Linked DNA regions of Homo sapiens: all the other regions are linked to region 3. The links are chromatin loops, found by intact Hi-C in ENCODE. Cell type or tissue: GM12878. All regions are shown on one strand. Region 1 overlaps GAS2 (growth arrest specific 2). Region 2 holds the start of SLC17A6-DT (SLC17A6 divergent transcript). Region 3 overlaps GAS2 (growth arrest specific 2).

The links. Hi-C counts contacts between places; a loop is a spot of excess contacts. Peaks named below come from ENCODE experiments on the same cell type or tissue, not always from the same donor. Only the 100,000 strongest peaks of a DNase experiment are listed, where the experiment ranks them.
Region 1: it touches region 3 in a loop (4-fold over the local background); 4 of 110 quality-filtered maps call a loop at or near these places.
Region 2: it touches region 3 in a loop (8-fold over the local background); 93 of 110 quality-filtered maps call a loop at or near these places.

The regions. Positions count from the first base shown.
Region 1 is chr11:22,727,256-22,735,255 of GRCh38, forward strand. The region is part of intron 4 of GAS2 (growth arrest specific 2); the gene reads left to right. Among named protein-coding and RNA genes, the nearest start is that of GAS2, 65 kb to the left of the region's middle. In GM12878, a CTCF peak has its summit at 3,264 (motif pointing left); a DNase peak (open chromatin) is centred at 3,266.
Region 2 is chr11:22,330,311-22,338,310 of GRCh38, forward strand. SLC17A6-DT (SLC17A6 divergent transcript) reads right to left here and starts at 7,912. Exons shown (of 4, transcript NR_186351.1): 1 at 7,685-7,912. In GM12878, a CTCF peak has its summit at 3,940 (motif pointing right); no DNase peak of the experiment used is centred here.
Region 3 is chr11:22,783,028-22,791,027 of GRCh38, forward strand. All of the region lies in intron 7 of GAS2 (growth arrest specific 2), which reads left to right. Among named protein-coding and RNA genes, the nearest start is that of LINC02718, 42 kb to the right of the region's middle. RefSeq lists a silencer at 4,576-4,870. In GM12878, a CTCF peak has its summit at 4,720 (motif pointing left); a DNase peak (open chromatin) is centred at 3,694; H3K27ac peaks cover 1,320 bases.

The DNA.
Region 1 (8,000 bases), 56 kb before region 3:
AGACATCTAGAGAAAAAAACTTCGCTTTCTTTTTGCCTGAAGCCTTAAAAATCAATTTAATAGGTCATATAATAACAAATATTAATATCAAAGTAAGGTGAGCATCCTTCAGAGAGAACAAGTATACAAATTACCTTCCAAACAGCCAAAATGCCTATTGCCCCTAGGCCCCATTCCCATGCGTAACCTAGGAAATTTATGGAAACAGCTGAAATCTTACTAATTTTATGTGCTTAAGGAAATCTGTATTTGTTCTCAGAGGAGTTGGCGTGATATGGCAAAGAAATACCATCAAATTTTTGAAAATTCTCTTAGCAAAGATGGGAACAGCATAAATTTAGCCTGGGGGAATATGCTAGACCTGAATAAAAAAAAGGAAACAGAATGATCTCACAGTAGTCTGCTTTACACAATAGTGTGCTCATGAAATGCTCAGTAAATAAATCAGCTTTTGATTATTATTACCATTTCCTCATATCAAAGTAAAAAAATTTGGTGGAAGATGTGTGCGTACATAGATAATACCTGTTTTTCAGTCCTGTGGTTAATTTACAGATCAATTTTAACTTTCAGGTTTGTAGGAAACCATGCGAGTGGAGGATTATAGGAAGGGGGTGTAAAAGAATTATTTGCACAAACAATTAAATAAAATTGCTTACAAGATCTGGTAAATGTTAAGATCGTGTAAAAATATATAGCCATAAAATCAAGTCTTAGTAACAAGGAGTACACTCTGCATGTGTGGACGATTAACATCACGATTTAAAATTCTACAGTGCCTCTGAATTGCCAAAGAACAATCACATGGGGAAACTATCGTTAATTTGCTAGTTTGTTCATTGTACAATTTTTCATTAAAGAAGCATTTTCTCAGTGATTACTATAGGATAAATTGGTTAATAAAAGCTATGAATGTAAATATTGTCTTGTCTCATTTTCTCATTGTCCATGACTTCTTTTGTTGTTTGAACTAATGAAATTTTCCTGTGGACACCAAGAAGAGTCCATCTAATATTAAATCCTCTCTGCTAGAAATAGCACTATAGGTGAAGGTTCTAATGTGTATTTACTTTGATGGCTTTTAAAAGCCCCATCCAAATAATACTACATTTTACCCTAAAATTACAAAGTTTAAAGCAACTTATATAATGACCCTGGTATATAAATGCATACTCTATAACAAATAAAATTATGTCAGGAAGAACTTTTAGATGGCCTACTTCTTCAGCCTGTTTGAAAAAATATATTCTGACATTATAAAAAGCCCATAAGTTATATATATTATATATATAATTGTAAAAATATTTTTGTACAAATTTTTAAGTCTATAAAAATTTAAAAATCTTTTGTAAACTTCTCAGTACCAAGTTAAATTAATTAGTTAGGTTTTCCAGTTGCTGCTTAATGAAAAGATAAATTTGCAATTTCTCCTGCTCAGAATAGAACCCAAAGTGATATGTAATAGGCTCTAGGGATGTAATAGAAGGGGGTCAATATTATGGCATTGACTTTAGGATTAGTCAGAGAAAGGAAACAGCTGTGCTCATAAATGTTCATGATAATCAGGAGGAAGGACAATAAGAAGTTCCATTTCCACAAGTGGAACCGTTTCTCCTTTTTTTTTTTTTTAATTATTCATTGTGGGTGAGGAAGAGATTGAGCCGCTGCTGATGGCTTTGGACTCTACTTGCAGAATTGACTTTCTTGCAACAATAACACTGTGTCCTCTGCTTGATGTCTTTTCACACTTCACTTTTGAAAGGAAATTTGGGGCAAGGCTTTTTTTTTTTAACCTCAAGATTTCATTTCAGTGGCACAGAAGATGAAGCACATCCTTTGTGTCCTAGTGTTTTGAACAGCAAATAAAATGAAAAGATGCTCTGATGAACGGGAAAAATGTGTTTGAATGATAAAGTAGATCACTGTACTGAGTGTGTATGAAGAGGCTTCTGTGTTTAGCTGTTCAAAGGTCTTTGCCTGCATAAAGCATCCTTATCCTTGTGGCAACTGATATGCTACCCTCTGTTGCAGTGCTTTTTTGTACAATTATTTGTCAGAGGATCTTGATTCACAACTCACTGTTCTCTTTTCACAACAGCTAATGGCAAGAAACCTCAGTGGGTGAGGGAAGGTGTGCAAGCGATGAACTGGGGAGAAGGGAGAGCAACTAATTCCATATGTTTATGTCATGCTTCTTGTCTTTTTTATGCTTGGCAGATAACTTCCTATGCCATATACAGGGTTTAACCTATTATTTATACTCTATGACATTCTTTAGAGATAATTTTTCCTCTGTAAAATGTCAGTTCTTAGATCATGTGTTCGCTACATCCTGAAATCTTTCAGAAATAAAACCATAGAAAAGTGGAGATGAAGAACCTATTTGCAAAAGACTTATAAAAATCCAATTAAGATGTTAAAATGTTGGACCCCTTAGTAATAAGGTAGATTTTATTCACATCTACCTTATTACTAGATGTGAATAAAATCTACCTTATTACTAAAGGTAGATTTTAGCTATGAAAAAATAGCTAAATTAAGAAAATTATATAGTTAGTATTGGTAAGTATATATTGTATCAGAATCTTCCATACATTGCTGAAGAAAATTGGAAATTGGCATGCTTTCTTTGGAAGGCAATTTTATATCAAAGACCTCAGAAGTATTTATACACTTTGATTAAGTTGTTCTGCTTCCAAAAATGTATTAAAAGGCAATTAGTAGAGATAGGAACCAGAATGTCTACTGAAACATTAAAAAAATAGCTGGAACCTATGATATTTGGTAGCAGCTTAAACAAATTGTAGTCATCCATAGATGCCATCCAAAGACAATATTCTTGAAACTATTTAAGGATATGGGAAAATATGATATATGATTAACATGAGGTCACCCGTTTGTATCTATATTTAACAATAAAATTTCACATTCAGAATTTGAAGGAAAAATAGATAGTAATTAGGTTGTAAATTATATCATTTTCTTCAATTATCTATTAACAAACTTAAGATAGTGAAGAATTATGGCATGTAATCTGAAACATGAACAATTGATTTATATTATGATGCAATTGGACCAATTAGCCTAGATATTTATTGACATAAAATTTTATACATCAGTATATTAAAAGGATTTTTCACATTGTTGAAGTTAAACTGATACTTTAAGTGATTACAGAATTCTATGTTGTATCATAACAAAGGTTTTTGTGTGGTCTGCAGAGCATGTTGTAACCATAAAGGTCTACATATAATACTCACTCTGACCCCTGCTGTTCAAACCATGTTGACGTATAAGTGACAAGAGAAACATTTCTTTTCATTACTCTGATATATTAAGATCAATAACATTTTCATTAGATTCCTTTAAAATATTTAGGATTGTGCTTTAAGTTAAAAAGATGAACTTAAGTATTTTCTTGAATTCAAAAGTATGTAGTTGATCAGTCTATAAACAAAATAGACCCCAATAATTATTTTATAAGAAATTAACTTTTAGTTGTAGAGTTAAAAATATATATAGCTATAGAAGGCTCTAGGTGTGAAAGTATTTATATTTTCAGTTTCACCGAAATGTAAAAGTTATTGGACTGTATTAATCAATAATCTTCCTAACAGTAAATTTAGTAATTTTTCAAATGTTCATTTAAATAAATAATTTAACCACGTTTTCTAAAATGATGTTGAGTGTTTTTATGGGGCTAAGTTTTACAATTTAAATTAAGATCAGAAATCTATACTTTGTTTTCAAGCTTAAAAAGAGTTTTCAATTATGAATCATGAAATTGATGCTTTTATGTCATTTTTTACTAAGATATTTTAAGTAACTAACCATTTTCTTAAATTACTGCTAGTCTTGCTGTACAGTTTATTATTTGTAATTTGCATTGGCCTATCAATTTAGAAATTGTCAAGTTAACTTTTTTTCCTAGAAATTTGTTTATTTTGTTTTATTTATACACATTCTGGTGAGCTGGGAGATGGCGAAAAAAGGGATGGGGAAGTATTTTAAAAATACACACTTTTTTTGCTTGCTATAATTGTGTCAATATCATTATGTTATTGGATAATTATAGGATTTGGAGGCCAGTGACTATGCTTCATCTATTTCTCTGAGAAAGAATCTACTCAACAAGAAAAGGGTTTGCTATCTGCGGTGTAGCATGCAAATGTGTGTGATTTGTTTGAGTATAACTTTTAAAAAAATTTATTTTCTGTGTTTGTGTTTGCTGTGTGGTACTGTCTTCTTTTGATGCATCATCCTGATGAGGAATTCTACAAATTTTTTTTTGTTTTGTTGAACATTGGTGAGCATTTTGCTTCAGGGGCAAACATTGTCTACCTGAAGTAAAAAGGTTTGTGTGTGGATTTTTAAATATTAGCATTTTCCATTTCATTTCTTAAAGTCACGTGTTGCATCAGAAAAAGAATCTATGCCTGCCTTTAAGTGTTTGATAAATCATTCCTTATTCTTGTTTTTGTCTATATTGAAGACTATAAGAGTATTTTTGTGGGAAAAAAGCTATATTACTTTTATGAGTATTAATTTATGATAATAATTTCAGGATACTCATTCAGCCCTGGATTATTTATATTAATTTCTTTCCCAGGATCATTTTATTTTAGACTTTTTATTTTTTAACACATTTTTGTTTTATGAAGTACATACTTCATTAGTATTTCAATTCACTTTTACTCTGGAACTCAGAAAACCCTTTTCAAATCTGGCCCTCTCCCCTATGTCAGGGAAGATGCAGGAGGGAGCAGTTAAATCCCTTACGCAATGTTACACAACTTTTAAATGGCCCAGCTACAGTTTGAATTCAGCTCCATTCACCTTCAGAAATCATGCCCCATCTGTTATAGAAAGATGTACTTTGTCTGCGTTCATTTTAGATGTTATTAGAATTATTTCAAGCAAAAGGAAAAAATATATACCAACTTAGAAAAGACTCACCTCTGATTGCTATTCTGAGTGATAGTGGCTTAATCCATTATTTTAACCTGGGTGCTGGGTGCTAGAGGAAAAAAGAGCGCTCTTTTTTCCAGGATATTTCTCAACTCTGGGGCAAAGGCAATGAAATTCATTCAATTCTGTAGGGCTTCCATTACTGATGAGATTATGAATGGACACTCCTTGTTCAAATGATTTATATGGATGCCATATTCTATTTTAAATCATTCTTACTGGTGATTCTGAGAAATGTGGATACTCACACACATCATTATTGAGCTTGTGAGATTCTTCTTTGTTTGCTTTTTCCTTCTTCTCAGCAGCCTCAGATCAGTTTTATAGCCCCTAAATTGCTATCCCTATTTATCACCTACATTTAACCTCACAGATTTTTGTGTGGGTCTTACTCAGAGTGACATGACACAGAGAGTAGTCTGTGACTGTCTTCACTTTCTTGGGAAGCATGAAAGTTTTTATGTATCTTATAGATTCCGGCAGGAGAGAAATGCCTATAATATTTATTAAGGGCTAATCCAACATTCGCATTATTTCCCCTCCATTTATCATCATCATCATCATCATCATCATCATCATCATCATCATCACCACCACCATTGCTATCCTTCACATTTGTGGAGCATGTTACATATATCAAAGCACACTTAAATATTTTCAGCAAAACATATGTAGGAATTATAACTACTATTTATTATTATAACATTGATTAATACAGTACTTATCAAACTTTAGTGTATATACACATCACCTGGAAAATTTTTTTAAATGTAGTTTCTGATTATTAGAGCTGGATAGGTCCCCAAATTTGCATTTTTAATAAACTCCCATGCCATGCCTATACTGCTGGTCTCTGGGTCACATTTTGGTGCAAGAGAGTAACATTTATTGTTTACCGGGTACCATGTGTTCTTAACCATATGGTTACCTCATAAAGGAGTGCAAGTAGAAGACATGGCACTTGTTTTAGAGTTGAAGAAATTAGCCTTAAGTAGAATCCAATTCTTCTGACTTCTAGTTTACTATTTCTTCTACTATACCACTCTCCTTGGCATATTAGAACCAATTCTCTACTCTGGGAAAGTAGGCAGCCATTAATTTATAATATTTTTATAAGTGAACAACATTTATCCTAAAGTATATTTTTTCAAGTTCCCTTACTAAATAAAAGGCTAAAAAGCTATTTTCTTCGACATTACCATTAATGTTGTAACCTCTAGTTATATAGAAACCAAATGGACAACATAATTTTTCATGCTTTCATTTCTTTGCCCATCTGTTAAAACTTAATATATTTAACTAAACTATACATTCATGGTCTAATGCATTTTATCCTTGCAGATTCTGTGACATTGAAATTCTACCCTCTTGCTTTAGTGGAAAGCCTCATTTTCTATTCCTGGAGCTAACAGCATTCCATTTGACATTTGATGCCCATGAGATTTTTTTTAATAGAATCTAGGTTATGAGAGTGAGTCTCTTGCCACATATTTTTGAATGGAAACCTGTGTTACTTTTCCCAGAGGTGTTTTACATTATGCTTTTCTTGAAATGCTTTTGATTATTTAAAAAGAAGCCGCCAATGATAAAACCATTTGTGTAATAATCACCATTGACTAGAGAGCTCTTTATTTGTTTTGAAGAGAATTTGTTCAGAAGAAAGCTACAGCAATCCTCTCTTCTACCCCAACTCAAAGCAAAAGACCTTGTTAATGTTACAATGATCAAGTGGGGAAAATGTCTCCTACTGTAAGTTTTAATGTAACTAGATGTTCTTTTGAAAAAGATAAATGATGACATGTGCTTAAAATGAGTAGTACATATGACTGCATGCTAGGGCTTTAGTACAAACACAGTACAATGATAGTTGCCTGTCTAATTATCTTGACAAAGGTATACATTCAGTTATTTTATCTTCTAAAATAGACAATACATGATTACATAAATAATTATTAAAAGTGAACTCTACTAAATTATTTTAATCACAAAAGAAAATTAAAGGCAAGGTATTTGGTGTTTCAAAAACTGACATATGTCCTAATGCAATTGTTACTTGAACTTTGTACTTAGCATCAACTTGTAATTGCTGAAGGATATCTACTTTATATCTTTACATGTTGGCCAAATTGACTCATTTAACCTGAAGTTTGATTAAATTTAGAATTAACTATATCTGATATAATATAAAAGATAAACATTTAAAATATACTCATTATAATAGAACCAATCTAAATTATATCTCCTAACAGTAATCTTCTCTTCATTCCAGAGTTTCTCTCACTGTCTAGTAACTGACACATTATGATGCACAAAAAGTGCTTGCAGGGAAAAAAGTGAATTAATATTAATCGACTAAACCAAATAAAATAATAATGAAAAGAAAAAAATATAAAACTATCATTGGGCTGTTATTTTCTATGTGCCAAGTACTATGCTAAGCATAACAGTAAATATTATTTTGTTTAATCATCACAAAAATATTATGAGGTGGGCACTATTGTTTTCCTGCAGAAAAATGTGATTTTGTAGAATAACCTCCCAAAATAATATGACCAGCAAGTATTAGTGCTCATACTCACACCCAGATCTTTGTGGCTTGAATTACGCAACCATTATACTCTTTTCATCTATTAACTTTAGTTTAGACCTTGCTCTAGTGCCACTACCAAAGTCACCTTTTTAGTATAATATAGATACTACATACAGACATTTGAATTTACATTTTATAGCAATAAGGTAAGAGTGCTTGCTTTTGCAATTAAACATTTGCATGATTTAAATTCTTGCCTTTTCTAAAGATGCTAGGTAAAACTTTAGCCTTTATTCAGTTTGTTCATCATCACAACCCCTATCACCACCACCACATAACCACATAACTATCATCTTCCTTGTCTTACAAGGCATTGTAGTCACTAAGTCCTTTCTCTGTTCTAAGTATTGCATTAAGTTATGCAACTCTACAGATTTATCTTAGTCATTGCTTGCTGGTCACCAATCATTCTTTTTTTTTTTTTTTTTTTTGGTCCATTAGT
Region 2 (8,000 bases), 450 kb before region 3:
AAATAATTCTCCCCTCTTTCTGTCCCCTCTTTTGATATTGTAGCCTCTTAGAAAGCACTGTAAGAAACCCGAGCTCCACTCAAATGGCAGGGCTACTGTTTGACACATTTTGGATGTTCTGATTTTGTTTTAAGATCCATTTCAACCTTAAAGACTTTCTCTAAAAGAATAATACAAATGGTAAAAATGTAAATGTCCATTTGCTTACAAATTTCAACTCAAGAGGAGTCCATCATATCAGATCCATGAGAGCATCATCTGCCCTGAGGAGGATATTTTTACATAATGGGCATCTTCTACCTTGGGCTAAAATGTAGGATGAGTTAGAGTTGCTGATTGATACCATTTGTCATTGACATTTTTTTCTTTTCTACTCACAAATAAGTGTGTTAATTTTTTTCCTAATGTTTGGTGTTATAACAGAGATGAAATAGGAGAGTGGGCTAAGGATAAAGCAAATATCCTTATTATAAATCAAATGAACCCACAGAAGCAATTTCCCAATATTATTTGAGTTACGATTTTCATATTGATTTAAGCAAAAGACCTGTGTTCTAATTCCAGCCCTTGTGTACCATCTGTGTGTATATGGGTAATTTTCCCCACCCCTGAATGAGTTGAAAGCTTCATCATTATATGGGGAAGAATAGTAATTTTAAAAAATATTTTATCAGCTAACACACAGACTATTGCAATGGTCATCTTCTGAACTAAAACCCCTGCCTCCATCTCTCTACCCAATTTATCACATAGTTGCCTGATTAAACTTCTAAGAATGTTACTGTCCTTGAGCAAATTATTTATTTGCTTATACATTTTTAAAAAACTTTTCAATTGACCATAAGAAAAGTTTTACATTCTTAGTTAAAAATCTGAGTTCTCTGAGAGCAAGATCTGTGACTTACTTATCTCTGTTTCTCTGGTACTCAACAAAGACCGGGCACATAGTCATAACTTAGAAATGTTAAATAAAAATTTAATTTAACCCTAAAATTCAAGGCTTTCTTTTGTCTGGGCCTATTCTTTCTTTCTAATACTTTGGTTTAGAATTACTCTTACATGATTCTTTCCTCTTTCCAGTGTTTTAACTTTGTATTCTAAACTTTGATTCTGTTTATCCATCCTTCTTCCATTCATTTATCCATCTATCAAATATCTAAAGGATGATATATCAAGATGTTCGCATTTGCAAGCAGTAGATATCTTAACTCAAACTGGCTGAAATATTAACAGAAAAATGTCATTGGCTGAAAAATTTGAAAAGTCAGTCTAGTTAGCAGGACTTAGTGTCGTTTGATCAGACCTCTGACTCTGTTTCTCCATAAGGAACGAATTGAATGAATTAGCACTCAATATCAAAAGAGCTGCAATGAGTGAACAAACACTCTTCATGCTATGCAATAAGATCTGCCCAGTATGCTTCTCACCACAGTATAATGGTGTCTTTACCATTATTATAAGTCCACAAGCAGGCACAAAAGAATAAGTGGTGGCACGCTTTTTCAGTGATTTATCAGCAACCTTTTCTTCTTTGTACTAGGAAAAAAGGCCACATACAATGTTAATATCATGGGAAGCATGTTTACCCACTGATTTTCAAATGATTTAAGTCAATGTTGTAGGTCTGCCTTTTAACTCAAATAAATATTTTTCGTTTTTACCACTAGCGGGCAGCAGTTAGGAAATATTAATAGTGACTACTATTGTATATATTTTTTTACCTCTTCAAAATTATAATTAGCTTGTGCTTACAGCGGTGAAATATTCTGGATCTTTTATGTTCTGTTCTATTCCAAAACTATGTATTTAGATTTTTTGCTTTGGAAAATTTTACCCTAAATGTTATAGAAGTAGAAACCATCCCACCCTCTGCCTCTAGTAGAGTAAGTAACTTAGAAAATAGTGTGAAATTAAACAGAAACTTCCTAGATGCTAATAGCCAAGTGGGAAATTTCAATAATATTAGAAGCCTTCCTTCAAAGAAGATGGTATTTTACCATTTGTGACAACAAAATGTATGGCAGCCAAAGGAAGAGAATCAGTAATCTAGGATGGTAAAGGCAAAATAGGATCCCTATGGGACCTAGATAGACATTTCAATTAGGTATGTTTTGTCATGTCATTCAATTTATTTATTTATCTGTAAAACACCGTACGTCCTGGTGGTCTCTGCCTTGATCTCCTTCATACTGAAGTGTATATTTATTTTACTTCCTTTACAGATTTGCAGTTCTTTTCTATTCTTAGATTTTTCTCAAACTTTCTGTATACAATTAAAACTTTTACTTTAAGAATTTTTTTTAGAGTTGAAGACACTGATGCTTTCAAAGTCTTTCTGTAATTTATCATGTTGCTCTACGTGTATAGTGTGGAATTCAAAGTTAGAAATATTTTTCTGGCATTAGAGGAGCAGCATTTGTTCTCCATTCACTTTAAAATCTTAATTTTCCCAAGGCACAATGGCCTGTAGTGAATTAAGGCTATTTTCTCCCATTAATGCAGAAATAAAAGGGTAGAATAAGATGTATACACTTTTCTCATTGTAAATTATAAATACAGAGTAGATGCACAGAGAAAAGGAAACATTGCATATATGACTACATACATGTGTTTTTGGTAATTAAAATATATGTTTGAGGTAACAATATAGGCTTATTTAATACTTCCTGCTTCCAGTTTTTTAATCAGACAGTTCACAGAGAAGTCAAAAGACGTCTTACACCAGGCCACTAAATATAGCAGTGTAAAGTATTGGGCTATGTGCACAGATTGTCGTTTTTAAGACAAACTGAATTATTTCTTCTCTTTCCAGCTCTAAGGAAATTATATAATGATAATTTCTTAGAAATTGTCTCTGAGGCTAACACTGCAAAGTAAAATCAAATAAAGCTGAACTAAAAATTGTCTGCTTAAAAACCCTTGGTAAGAAAAAAGTCACAGATGAATTCTAGGGCTTATTTGTATAGCTTCGAACTGAAAGAAGTGTGTAATTATTAGGCTGAACATTTACTTAGGAATTCAAAGTCAAATAAAGCCATACTGTAAAAAAGCTTTTCAAAGCAGTTTTGTCTTTAGGAATGTCCACTCTCTACATATAATATAAAAAGCTATAAAACTGTATTGAGTCCATTTATTTACTATATCCCAGAAAAGGGCCTAGCCAACAGTAGATAAAAATACCTATTGAGTGAATATTTTTTGAAATAATAAACTGAAGATGTTGCATTCAAAATAGCCTCAGAAACAGTCACCTTAAGGTTCGTTTTTCTCTTTTTGAGGTGGGGTCTGGGTATATTTCCCAGATGCACTTCAAACTTCTGGGTTCCAGCAATCCTCCCACTTCTGCCTTCCTAGTAACTGGGACTACAGATGCACACCACCACCTTGAGGTATGTACTTGAGGTATTTCTTAAAAATCAGTTTGCCTTAAAAATACCACAGAAATAGTTTTTGAATGATCTTAAATAGAATGCCTTTAAAACATGTTTGTATTTTTGGTAATAGGGAGCAAAACATCAAATTTATGTTACTATTTCAAAATATTTATAAAATTATCACAATTTATTCTATTGTATATCATTTTTACCTATGTGATTACCACACCATTACTAAATCTTAATACAGTGAAGTTTCCTTTAGTACTAGTTTTTTGGTTAACTGGGGGATTCTCAATCAACTTATTTCTAAATACATTTAGTACTAAGACAACTGCAAATGTGTTGCCCACAAAAAAGACTTTATAGTTTCAGATGTAGATTTAATTTAACAAATATCCAAAAGAAGAAAGAAGAAAGAAAGAGAGAAAGAAAGAAAGAAAGAAAGAAAGAAAGAAAGAAAGAAAGAGAAAGAAAGAAGAAAGAGAGAGAAAACAGTAGGTGTAATTGCATAATTAAGGACCACAATTGTCTCTAAAATATTAACATATCCTTCCACCAGAGGGCAACATTTGCAAGACATTTAAATGATTACTCAAAAGTATTTCCTCCCACAGGGATATAAACAAATAGAAACCTATTACATTGCTGTTGGCTAATACCTTATGTACATCTTGAAAAATAGTATGGATACAATTATTTAAACAATTGCTTATAAAACTCAGTGTATACATATAGTGAAACAACAAATAAGGTAACTCTTCTTTAAATATGTAAAAAGAACTTTCAGAAAGCACATTTCTACATATTAGTATTTTTTCAGTTTATTATTAATCATTTAACTCAAATATAATAAAAAAAACTTAGGATGGGAGAAACAAAAGAAAATAAGTTTTACATCTTTTTACATCTAAAGACTTTTCATCTAAAGTCATGAAAAGGCATAAAATTTTACAAGCAGAAAGGATAATAGAAACCACACGATACAAGCCTTCATTTGTGCCAGTAAGCAAACTGGCTTATTAGTGTTCGATGATTGATACAAAATTGCAGAGATGATAATCAGTGGAACCAGGACCCAAACTCAGGTAAACTGATTTCACATTTCATACTCCGAGATGTTGATGTTCAAAATGTGATCCTTAGGCAAGCAGTTGTAGAAACGTGTTACAGTGGTTGAATCTTGGGCACCACTCTAGACCTATTGAATCAGAATCTGTATTTTAACAAGACCTTAAACTGTGAGAAACTCCTCTAACCTGAGCTGTTTTCTCATCACCAGTTACATGACTTCAGGTAATTACTAAATCTCACTTTCCTCCTCAATAACATGGGAATACAACTATTTTAGTTTAAGGAATAATTATAAGGAATAAATACGTTTATCATGTAAATAAAAGCTACTCATAAATTGTAATATTGCACACATATTATATTAGTTATATTCAGTGAAAACTTCTCCTTTTATTGTTAACAGTTCTTGACAAGAGGGACAATTCTTCCCCTAGAAGAAAAGTGGTCTAATAATGCAATTCAGGACTTGTTATAATTGGATGTAAGTTATTGGGGATAAAGGAGGGTGTCAAGAGAAAGGAAGCCTTTTCTGATATGCTTAAATTAATATCTTACATATAACTACTAGTGTTTCTTTGCATAAAGATAAATCTGATGAATTTAGGGCTGCAAAAGTACACGTTCAGCGTTTGCAATTTGTGTCCACTCATGAAGAAAATCTGTTGGGTTAGCAAATGGTGTCTGAATATATGTTTCTTACACTGGGAGCAGCTATGGGTTTAAAGCCAGCCTAAATGACATTCTTCAGTCGCAGGTGGTCTAGTAACGTTTCTTGTAATTTTCCACACATAACATTTTTCATTGTTTATGAAAATACCATTAAATACACCCCTTCTGGCTAGGGTGCTATCCAAATACCACCACTCCACCCTGCCAAACTCCACTGGGCTGCCATCATCTTTATAGAACTACATTTCTTTTAACTATTAAGACAGACAAGAAAACATTGTCTCTTGAAATATATTCTGGACATTTTCACTCCCGGGCTGGGTTATTTAACTTGTGTAATTTCACCCATAATTGTTTGAAATTGTATTTTTGTGTCTATCTCCCAAGTAGCTTGTGAGATATTTCAGGGAGAATTCCCAGATCTAGTATTATTCTTGACACTCAATGAATATTTTTAGAATGAGTAAATCAATATTACCAGTTATTCTGATTCAGTTGCTCACCCTATTATCAAGAGAGTGGAAGAGAGAGGAGGATGACATTCATTTCAATAAAGGTGAATATAACTGTTTAAAAACAATGCTTTTGTGTTGGATTTATATTGCTTAGTGTCCCCTCATATTTGTGTATTGGAGACTTAGCTATCATGTTTACTGATGGTTTAGATAGATCTCTAGTCATTTGTGGTGCAACTTAAGCTGGAGTGCTTAGGAAAATCATTTACATATCATCACCCCAGCTTCACAAATATTTGTTGTAAATTCTATTTTTTTGTATAACTTCCCAGAATTCCAAAATCATTAATATCTCTAAATAAATATAATTTAATGAACTTAGTTATTAAAGATTTGAAAAATACAGATATTTTGAAAACACCTAGATAAGTCAAGTCCTGAATAGCTTGAATCTTTTAATCTTTTTCTTTTCTTTTTTTTTTTGCAAGGAAATAGTTTAATGAGGGTTTTTTTTTTGTCTCCTTATACTTGATCTTGAGAAATAGATAGTATTCTGAGGCATCCCATGGTTTTAGAGAAAAATTAAATTCACTGTTTTATTGAAGATACATATTTTAACACAAATTTATCAAAAAAGATAAAAATGTCTTCATTATCCTTTTCTTTATTATATTTCACAATGGAAATAATTTGACAACTATCAAACTTAATAATGGCAGATGGTTTTAGCTACTTTGACATTTTTTTCCAGCTATCCATTCAGTGAATACATAGCCATTATATCATTTGAACTATTCAGGTAATATTCTTATTTGATTCTCAATTTAGATCCATATTTTTGAGATTTTGTCTCAGGATCCTAAGTAAAATTGACTCCCTCTGTTGGCTTATGTGACATCCAAGGTTTTGACCTTGAAAATGTGGTTCAAGGCCAGTCTGTTCTGTAAGCATTGGCCTGAATTGTACTTAAGAAGTTTGTGATTCATGTGAAAGAGATTAATAATTTACATTAATCTAGCAGTTTTCTTGCTTGCTTAATGAGATAAATTCATTGATGCTGTACCTGTATATATAAAGCCAAAACTCTTACATGAATGTCTTTCAAAATTTATGCTTTAGGAGAAGGACATACAAAGAAAAATAAAATAAGATTTGAATGGAATATATGTAAATTAAAATAAATCTTTTTAAAAATAAATCTTTAAATTATCAATTACAATTTGTTGGCAAGCACAAGGTATAGCCACATATTTCATCAGTATATTGGTATTTCAGTAGTGTATTGTAAATTAGTTAAATAAAGATGCTTAAAATTCCAAGGAATTTATATTAAATTAACTGTATTTTATTTAATCAACTTCACTGAGTTTATAGCTATTCTTTTTTCTTCTCTCCATACCTCCCACCTCTTTTTCTTTATCTCTCCTTTCCTCTATTCTTCATTCTCTCCCTTTCTTTCTTTCATCTTTTTCCTGTCAGGAGTTAAAACAAACACATGAACAATGTAATTATGTATTTTGTGTGCACATATTTTATATTCAAGGGAGCCTAGGTGTCTTGGAACACCACAAGCATAAGTTAAATATGTTGAAATCTTTCTTCCCTGCAATACTGGCATCAGCGTGCTGGACAAAACGTAGCAAACTAGAAGTAACTTGTGAATTTTTAATAAAGTTGTCTTCCCTAGCAGAGCTAAATGCACCATTCTCCCTGCAAACTCTGGAGATGATGACATCTTCCCAATGGTTTCCATAGCATCCGTTCCTGAAGAGCCCCCGTATGGTCCTTGGTCAGGGCGATCCGCCCAGCTCCCCTAGAAAGTTGGCAACCTAGCTAGCCAAAAGAAGAGTCCCCTATTCCTGAAACTTACTCTGTCCGTGGTGCTGAAACATTGTACCGAGACCCGCCCAGACGGGCGCTGTCAGCCGCTGAAAAAAAAAATCTTCCCCGAGGCTGCCCAAATCAGAACTGTGTATCTTTTATTTACTCACGTCCTCAAAGAGCAGCAAGCCTTCTCCATCTTAATTTGACTCTACCGCAGAGCAGACTTACGCTGGCGTGATGGGAGGAGATCATGGGCAGAGAGGAAAAACTAATAGCAGCATTGCTCACCTGAGACCTGAGATGCTCCCATGAGTTTTGAATATGCTCTGCTCCTTACAGCAAAGACACCATTTTTAAAAGTACCATTCTTTTGACTTTGCTGTTCCCAAGGCTTCTGTGATATTCCGGCCCCTCCGTTTAAAAGCCATCAGATTTGAGAGCAATAAGTCTTCAAAACCGGGAATTTACATTGTTTTTCAGCTGACCGACTTCCAGGAAAAGGACTCAACCGCATCTACCCAAATACCGTGGCACTGCTTGCGCTCTTTGCCACCGGATCCTCCCCTTCCAATGAGACTTTCTGATTGTGTCTACCAACTCTCCT
Region 3 (8,000 bases):
TCTTTACAGAGGCTGGACTAATTTACATACCTCACCAACAGTGTGTAAATGTCCCCTTTTCTCTGCAGGCTTGCCAACGTCCTTTTCTTTTTGACATAACAAAGCCATTCTGACTGGTACAAGATAGCATCTCATTGTGGCTTTGATTTGTATTTCTCTGATGATTAGTGATGATGAGCATTTTTTCATGTTTGTTAGCCATTGTTTGTCTTCTTTTGAGAGGTGTCTATTCATGTCTTTTGTTCACTTTTTAATGGGGCTATTTGTTTTTTGCCTGTTGAATTCTTTAAGTTCTTTATAGATTCTGGATATCACACTTTTATCAGAGGCATAACTTGTGAATGTTTTCTCCCATTCTGTAGCATGTCTGTTTACTTCCTTGATAGTTTCTCTTCTTTCGTAGAAGCTCTTTAGTTTAATTTGGTTCCACTTATCAATTTTCGCTTTTATTGCAATGCTCTTGAGGACTTAGCCATAATTTCTTTGCAAAGGCTCCTTATGACTTGCCATATGCTTTTCGTTCCTGTTACCCCACTCCCCAGGCCAAGTTTTCCAGTGACTTTTGAAGTAGTTTGTACAACTGCATAGGGCCTCACTCTGGCCCTTTAAGGATCCCACTTACTTACTTTTTTTGAGTTAGCACCCCTTTGGGAGGAGGGGAAATTCTTCCTTTGCCATTTGTGAGTTTTTACTCCAATCCCCATGTCAAGAAGGATATTTCCTAGGTTTTCTTGTAGGATTTTTACAGTTTGAGACATATTTAAGTCTTTAATCCACCTTGGGTGTTTTTTTGTATATGTGTAAGGAAGGAGTCCAGTTTCGTTCTTCTGTGTATGCTTAGCCAGCCATCCAAGCAGCGTTTATTGAATTAGCGTCTTTTCCCCATTGCTTACTTTTGGCAAGTTTGTCAAAGATCAGTTGATTGTGCGTGTGTGGCTTTATTTCTGTGTTCTCTGTTCTGTTCCATTGGTCTATAGTTCTGTTTCTGTACCAGGACCATGCTGTTTTGGTTACTGTAGCCTTGTAGTATAGTTTGAAGTTGGGTAATATGGTTCCTCTGGCATTGTTCTTTTTGCTTAGGATTGCTTTGGCTATTTGGACTCATTTTGGTTTCATATGAATTTCAGCTTTTTCTATGTGTGTGAAAAATGATTGGTAGTTTGATAGGAATAGTGTTGAATCTGTAAATGGGAAGCAGTGCTGAATGAAGTCAAGACTCAACTGATTCTGTGTTTGTATTTTCTGTTATAAACTATCTTGGGAAAGTAATGATATCATTTAAGGGTTCTGTGTCTTCAACTATGAGAAGGAAAGCTTTGGATTGATGATAGTAAGTTACTAGTAAAGTTAACTAAAGTTCAAGGTACTTTCTAGGTCAGATAGTTCATATTCCTTACCATATACCAACCTCCCCAGGTCTGCTACACATAGTATTGGTTGGCAAGGCATGAATCTTCTGTGACTCTAAATTTCATTATCTGTAGAATGGATATAGAAATAACTGCCTTCCAGGTGATTATACGTTAAGAGCCTGGCATATAATAGTCATTGCTCACAATGTAAATGGTAGCTGCTCACTCAGCCTTTCCCCACAAGCAAGGTTTCATAGGTTTTTTACCATCCTATGCACATTTATTGTATATGCTCCAAGATGACTATGTCGTTCCTCCAATATGAGCCTCAGAATCAAACCCAGTCCTACAAATATGTTCTCATAAGTAGCCTAAATCCTCTGTGTATCTTCCCTCTTCTATTCCTATGTAGAGGCATTCACTTTCATTTCTGAGACATTTCTCCTGTCTCTCTTTCTACCTGGTTTCCCCAACTCATTGTTGCTTTTAACTATAAGATCTGAGGTCATGGTTTAGATTCATTTGAAGACCACTTTGCGTCTTCTGGCATGGCTACAGAAGGTTCCAGTAAACCTGACACAGGCAATCCTGTGGTTAAATTGCAAGGACACCTTCAGTCTTAGAGGACAAAAAGAGGAAAAGGGATAGCAAAAATTCCAGTGTTCCTCCATCACACTAGACATATTCCAAATGTAGAGATTCTGAATGCCAAGAACAGCTTGCTTGGTCTGTGTGAGTCGTGGATGTTTTGTCATCTAAGCCCGATGTACTCTCCCACACTTTGCATCATTACTGAGGGATAAAAAACAAAAACAAAAATCCCCCCATAGCACTCAGAAAGTGCATCTTTATAGTCCGCATGGAAAAAGAAGGTCAGTGGCACAAAGCATTTGATGCCCTACCACCTCCTCTTTTTTCCATTCATCCTGGGTGAAGGAAGAGTGTGTCTTTTCTCCCACTCCTACCTAGCCTGTCTGATTCACTCTGTTGCATTGTCCTCATTGGAAACTGCTTTCCTGGACTCTTGACACATTCTTACTGTATCAGAGCTGTGCTTAACCAGGAAGTGCCAGATGGTACTGAATCACTGGCTGCTTAATATTCAAGAACAATATTACATACAGAACAGAATAATGTATGTGTTGATTAAAGGACTTTGCTGATGTCTTGGGAATCAGGAAATGCCCTTGTCACCTCCACAGCTGTGCCTTGACAATTTATGCAGATTACAAGTTTTGTGGGGGACTCTTTGCTAAGCATGTTTCTACCTTTTTTTTAAACTATATCTTCAGCACTTGGTTTTTTGCTCTAAGCTGCTTGCCATTCAAAGTCCTAGATATATGCTACTTTCGTTGAAAAGATTGTTTTCTAGTGTCCTCTTCCTTGTCGCTCTCTTCAGGATTATAAGTCTATAAGGGAGTATAGGACAAAAACTGTAAACATAGATAGCTGTACTTTTTTCGGGGAACTGGCATTATAATTCTGGAAGATGTCAACATATTGGCACATTCAGAAATTACCTTCATGATGCTATGGACTGTGAGTAATATGTAGTTATCTGAAACAGTTTCTGAACATGAAAGGATATAATAAATTCAAGGCATACTTCTTGGATAAATCCTTCTAAAGGACTTAGTTTTCTAAGGGGAGTTTTGGTTAAAATCCAAAGCAAACCAAGCAGAGAACTACCCTTTTATTGTTCTATCTGTCCACAAACAGATTCTGCTTCTGCGGTATCCACCTCAGAATAGCTTAAAATGTTCTTAATTATGTCCCTTAGTTCTGTTAAAACAATCACAAAGCTTACCAGGCTTTTATTTTTGAAAATAGATTTACATTTACATGAGTTGGATAAAAAAAAATTGTGAAAATGAACTTCATCCGAGCTGTCACCATCAATCTTTATTATTTTTGAAAACAATTGGCCAGATAGAAATACTGGTAAAAATTACTGAGAATGTCTTGAAGTGGGTTTTTGAAGATTAACCAATAAGATCAGCTGCATATCTCATTACCTAACAAGTCCTCCTATGTCCATTAATCTACTTATGTATGGATAGATAAGCGTTTATCCACTTATTCATGCAGAAAGAACTTATCACTGTCCACTATGCAAGGACTGGTTTTCAGTAATAGTAATATAGGATAGTATTAGTAATAAGTCATATCTCAAGACGTGTCTTGAACAATTTGCTGAATTTCTAGAAGATAATCGGCAATGTAGTACAGAAATGATTGTAATTGTATCTACCGTTTACTTCTATGAATGTTGGCCTTGTGTGGAAATAGACAAAAATAGATACCTGTCTCTGACAATGAAGTTACAAAATTGACCACAAAAGTAGATGCAAATGGGTAGGACATTGTCAGTGTTGGTGAGTGCAAACTTGTATCTCCTTCAGTGCTAAATATCACACTGTTAGGTATTTTCAGTTTTATTTTTGAGGACTTTTCAGAAAGAAGTGAGAAAGGCTTCTACTACTTCTTAAAATCTCATTCTCATAGTCACTACCCTATAGATTCTGAACAATGCATATTAGAATCACATGGATAACTTCTAGAAAACTACCTCCATAAGAAATTCTGATTTCATTTGTCTGAAGTGAGGCCTGATAATCCACATCTTAACATGCATCCCAATAATCACTTTCATTTCCCCACATGAATTCTTTTTCTTCACCACCATGAAAATACACAATTGTTCTTAAAACTGATATAATACATTTTTGAGCATTTGTCTATATTTGGTGAGAGAGAATAGATACTAATGAAACAAGATTCCTGCTCTCAAAAAGCTCCCAGACTTGGAGTTTTCTGAAATGTATGACGTAAATCCAGGCTCTGTAGCTATTTATGCTGTGTGACCCTGGACAGGTTGCTCAATCTCTCTGATCCTTGGCAATTAAACTGCAAAGGGAGAAAGCAAATATTTTTCTTCATAAGGTTACTAGAAGCATTAAATGAGATAAAGTGCTCAGTAGAAAGTAATGTTGTTCCTATTATTCAGTATTTATTATCAATTTAATGTGCATAACATACAATTATATGCGATATATGCAGTGCATGTACATATACATAGTTATGTATACATAATTGTTGTGTGTATGTGTGTATACATACACACATACACATTAAATATTTGTTACTTTCACACAGAGAAACATATGTGCTGGAGTGACAAGTAGATTTATTCCGAAAAAAAAAGAAAAAAGAAAAAGAAAAAAGATCAGCTAAATAGTTTTTAGCCCAGTAAAATACATTGGAGTCACTGGTGAGAAGCGTTGGGGGAAAAACACGTTTGCTTCTTTAGTTCTGATAGAATTTAAACAATGCAGCACTGCATTTTTATTCGGGGACAAACCCACGCATTTAATGTGCTGCTGCCACCTAGTGCTTAGATTCAATAACTACTATTTTGCTAGGAGTTTCTTTCAATGTCAGGTATTCAGGGTTGGAAAACAGCTTGGTATCTTGTTAGTTCTTTTGAAAGAGATCTTAAATATGGTTGAGATATGTTTGTGTTAGTTTATTGGTTCGCATTTCTTTTTAAAGTATGTAATTTTGAATAGCTGCTGGCTTAAGTGGAATGGTTTATTGGCTTCTTGCTTGTCATGTAGCTCATCTTTTTGAAAGGTGTCGGAGTGCCTCTGCAACATGAAATGGTGTGCGTTTCCTTAAGTTTGTATTTAAGCAAGATATGCTGCTCTGCAAGTAAAAGGAATGTAGCACTACGTCTGCTCTATTTGCACTGTTATTATGTTATAGTAAAATGTTATATTGTGAGTCTTGCATGTTAATTAAGCTCATGGTAGTAAAAGTGACACCAAAAGGAGAGGCCAAGAGACATGAGAAACAAGAAATTATCACTGAGATTTAGAATATGAAGAAAATATGTTTTTCTTCCTTTGACAGGAAAAGTTTCAGTATGATTTGACTTCTTCATATGAACAATCATATGATATAGAATAGGATTTTTCAAACTCAGGCTCTTGATATTTTGAATGAGATGATTCCTTGTTTGGGGCCTGGGGCTATCCTGTGTATTGTAGGAGATTTCACTGGGTTGCTGGCCTTTACCCATTAGATGCCAGTGTAAGCACTTGTATCCCTGCCCCTACTTGTGAGAACCAAAAAGGTCTGCAGAAATTGTCAAATGTCTCATGGGTTGAGAACCACTGATAGAAAAAGCACACTATAGTAATTACAGATCAAAAGTGATTTTTATATTTTTAATTAATCTAGGGTTTGTACTAATTGGGGACAGAGCTTATGTGATGCTTCATGAATTGCCAGCAAATTCAAGCTATTTAATTACTTATTCCCTCATTTATATATTTGAGAGAGACAACATCGTATAATAGTCAGTAGTATAAGTTTGAATCTCAATTCTGCCACTTACTAAATTTTGTGATTAAATAATTTACTATCTCTATTAATACTAAAATCTAAAATTCCATTTTCTTCAACCATAAACTGGAGATAATTATTGTATTTCCTTCACAAAATAAGTATAAAAATTAAATGAGATATTGCATTTAAAGTCCATATCACAGTGTCTACCAATTAGGTAATTACTCAGTAATTATTAATTATCATTTAATAGATATTTTAAATCCCTCTATGTGCCAGGAATTGTGGCAATCACTAGGGAAATACTGATGATTTACCTATAATTTCCCAAAGTAGATCAATGTAGTGGGAAAAGAATTCAAATATAATTATATATATAATTATCTTGATCATTACTGTAATAGAGAAGAAGTACAAGATCCTATGCCATGTCATTGTTATCAGGATTGACACTAATTTGATGGAGATACTTTTGGGAATCAATTGCTAGTCAGTAGTTAATTGGCTGAAGTAGAAAAAGTTCAATTTCCTGGGGCAGTATGCCTAGATTTCATATATATATATATATATATATACACACACACACACACACACACACACACAAACACACACACACACATAGGCATACATACACATATACACATATATATGTACATATATATGTGTGTGTGTGTATGTGTGTGTATCTCATATGAGATATATATATATATATATATATATATATATTCTTTTTTTTTTTTTTTTTTTTTTGAGGCAGAGTCTTGCTCTGTCGCCCAGGCTGAAGTGCAGTGGCGTGATCTCGGCTCACTGCAAGCTCCACCTACCGGGTTCACGCCATTCTCCTGCCTCAGCCTCCCGAGTAGCTGGGACTACAGGCGCCCGCCACCATACCCGGCTAGTTTTTTTGTATTTTTTTTAGTAGAGACGGGGTTTCACCGCGTTAACCAGAATGGTCGCGATCTCCTGACCTCATGATCCGCCCGCCTTGGCCTCCCAAAGTCCCGGGATTAGAGGCGTGAGCCACCGCGCCCGGCCATGATATGTATTTTTAATGTAGTCTTTGAAACTAGCAGAAAAGAAATATATATCTCTCTATATAGAGAGATATACGGATATATATTTTACTTCAGAATGCTGACCGAGTTATAAAACAAGTAAATGGTTCCTTATAACACATTAGCTATGAGAAAGTATGTTTATTTTTCTAACATGGTATGATACATAAACATGGCTCTCCGGGTCTGTTCTGGAAGTCATTAGAAAGAGACAACATATTTGGTAAGCACATTTTCCTTCTGTCTCCCTTTTCTCCTCTGTTAAATGGGTTATGTGTACCCCTACCTACTCTACCTACCTAACACATGTTACAGCCAATGGCATGATCTCCATCTGTGAATCAGCAGTGCATCCCGGAAAAAAGAGAGCAAAAATCTGGTGGGAAATTGGATGAGAGTGAGGTAATTGGAACACTGAGAGAAGGATTCTAACATCCACACCACCCCTGGTGCAGTCAACCCTCTTTAGCCTGGACCACTGCAATAGCGTTCAGACGGGCCTCTCCTATCCCTCTCGCATTTGTGTATAACAAACCTGCACGTTGTGCACATGTACCCTAAAACTTAAAGTATAATAAAAAAAATAGTGAACTACTCAGTGCTGTGTACAGAGCCATGCTGCTTTACATTTCTGTCCCTCTGCACCTGATTTCCCTCAGATGGAAAGCATTTTTATACTTTTTCATCCAACAATGTCCTACTTTTCTTTGATGCTCATATCATTTCCTCCAATGAGGACACTTTCACAAAACCTATTGCCCTCAAAGACTCGGCTGAAAGTATCCTCAATGTTTTCTTCTTCTCTATTTTTTTTTTTTTTTTTTTGACAGAGTCTCGCTCAGTCACCAGGTTATTTTTGGTAGAGACAGGGTTTCACCATGTTGGCCAGGCTGGTCTCGAAGTCCTGCCCTCAAGTGATCCGCCCATCTTGGCCTCCCAAAGTGCTGGGATTACAGGCGTGAGCCACCACACCCAGCTTTCAGTATGTTTTCTTAGCATCCTTTATTAGAATAAGCTTAACAAAGATATATTATTAAATATAGATAGATAATATAGATTATTAAAATTGCATTGTAATAAGAAATTTGAAATGTAGCATATGCAGAGAAGACCTGTTTTTTGCTTCAGAGTGTCAAAGATAATTGGGAAATAAAACAGCTATATAAATGGACATCAGAGGAGAAATAAAAATAACACTGAGAGCATAGATAACAAAACCACAAAGGTGAAGAAATTCTAGCAA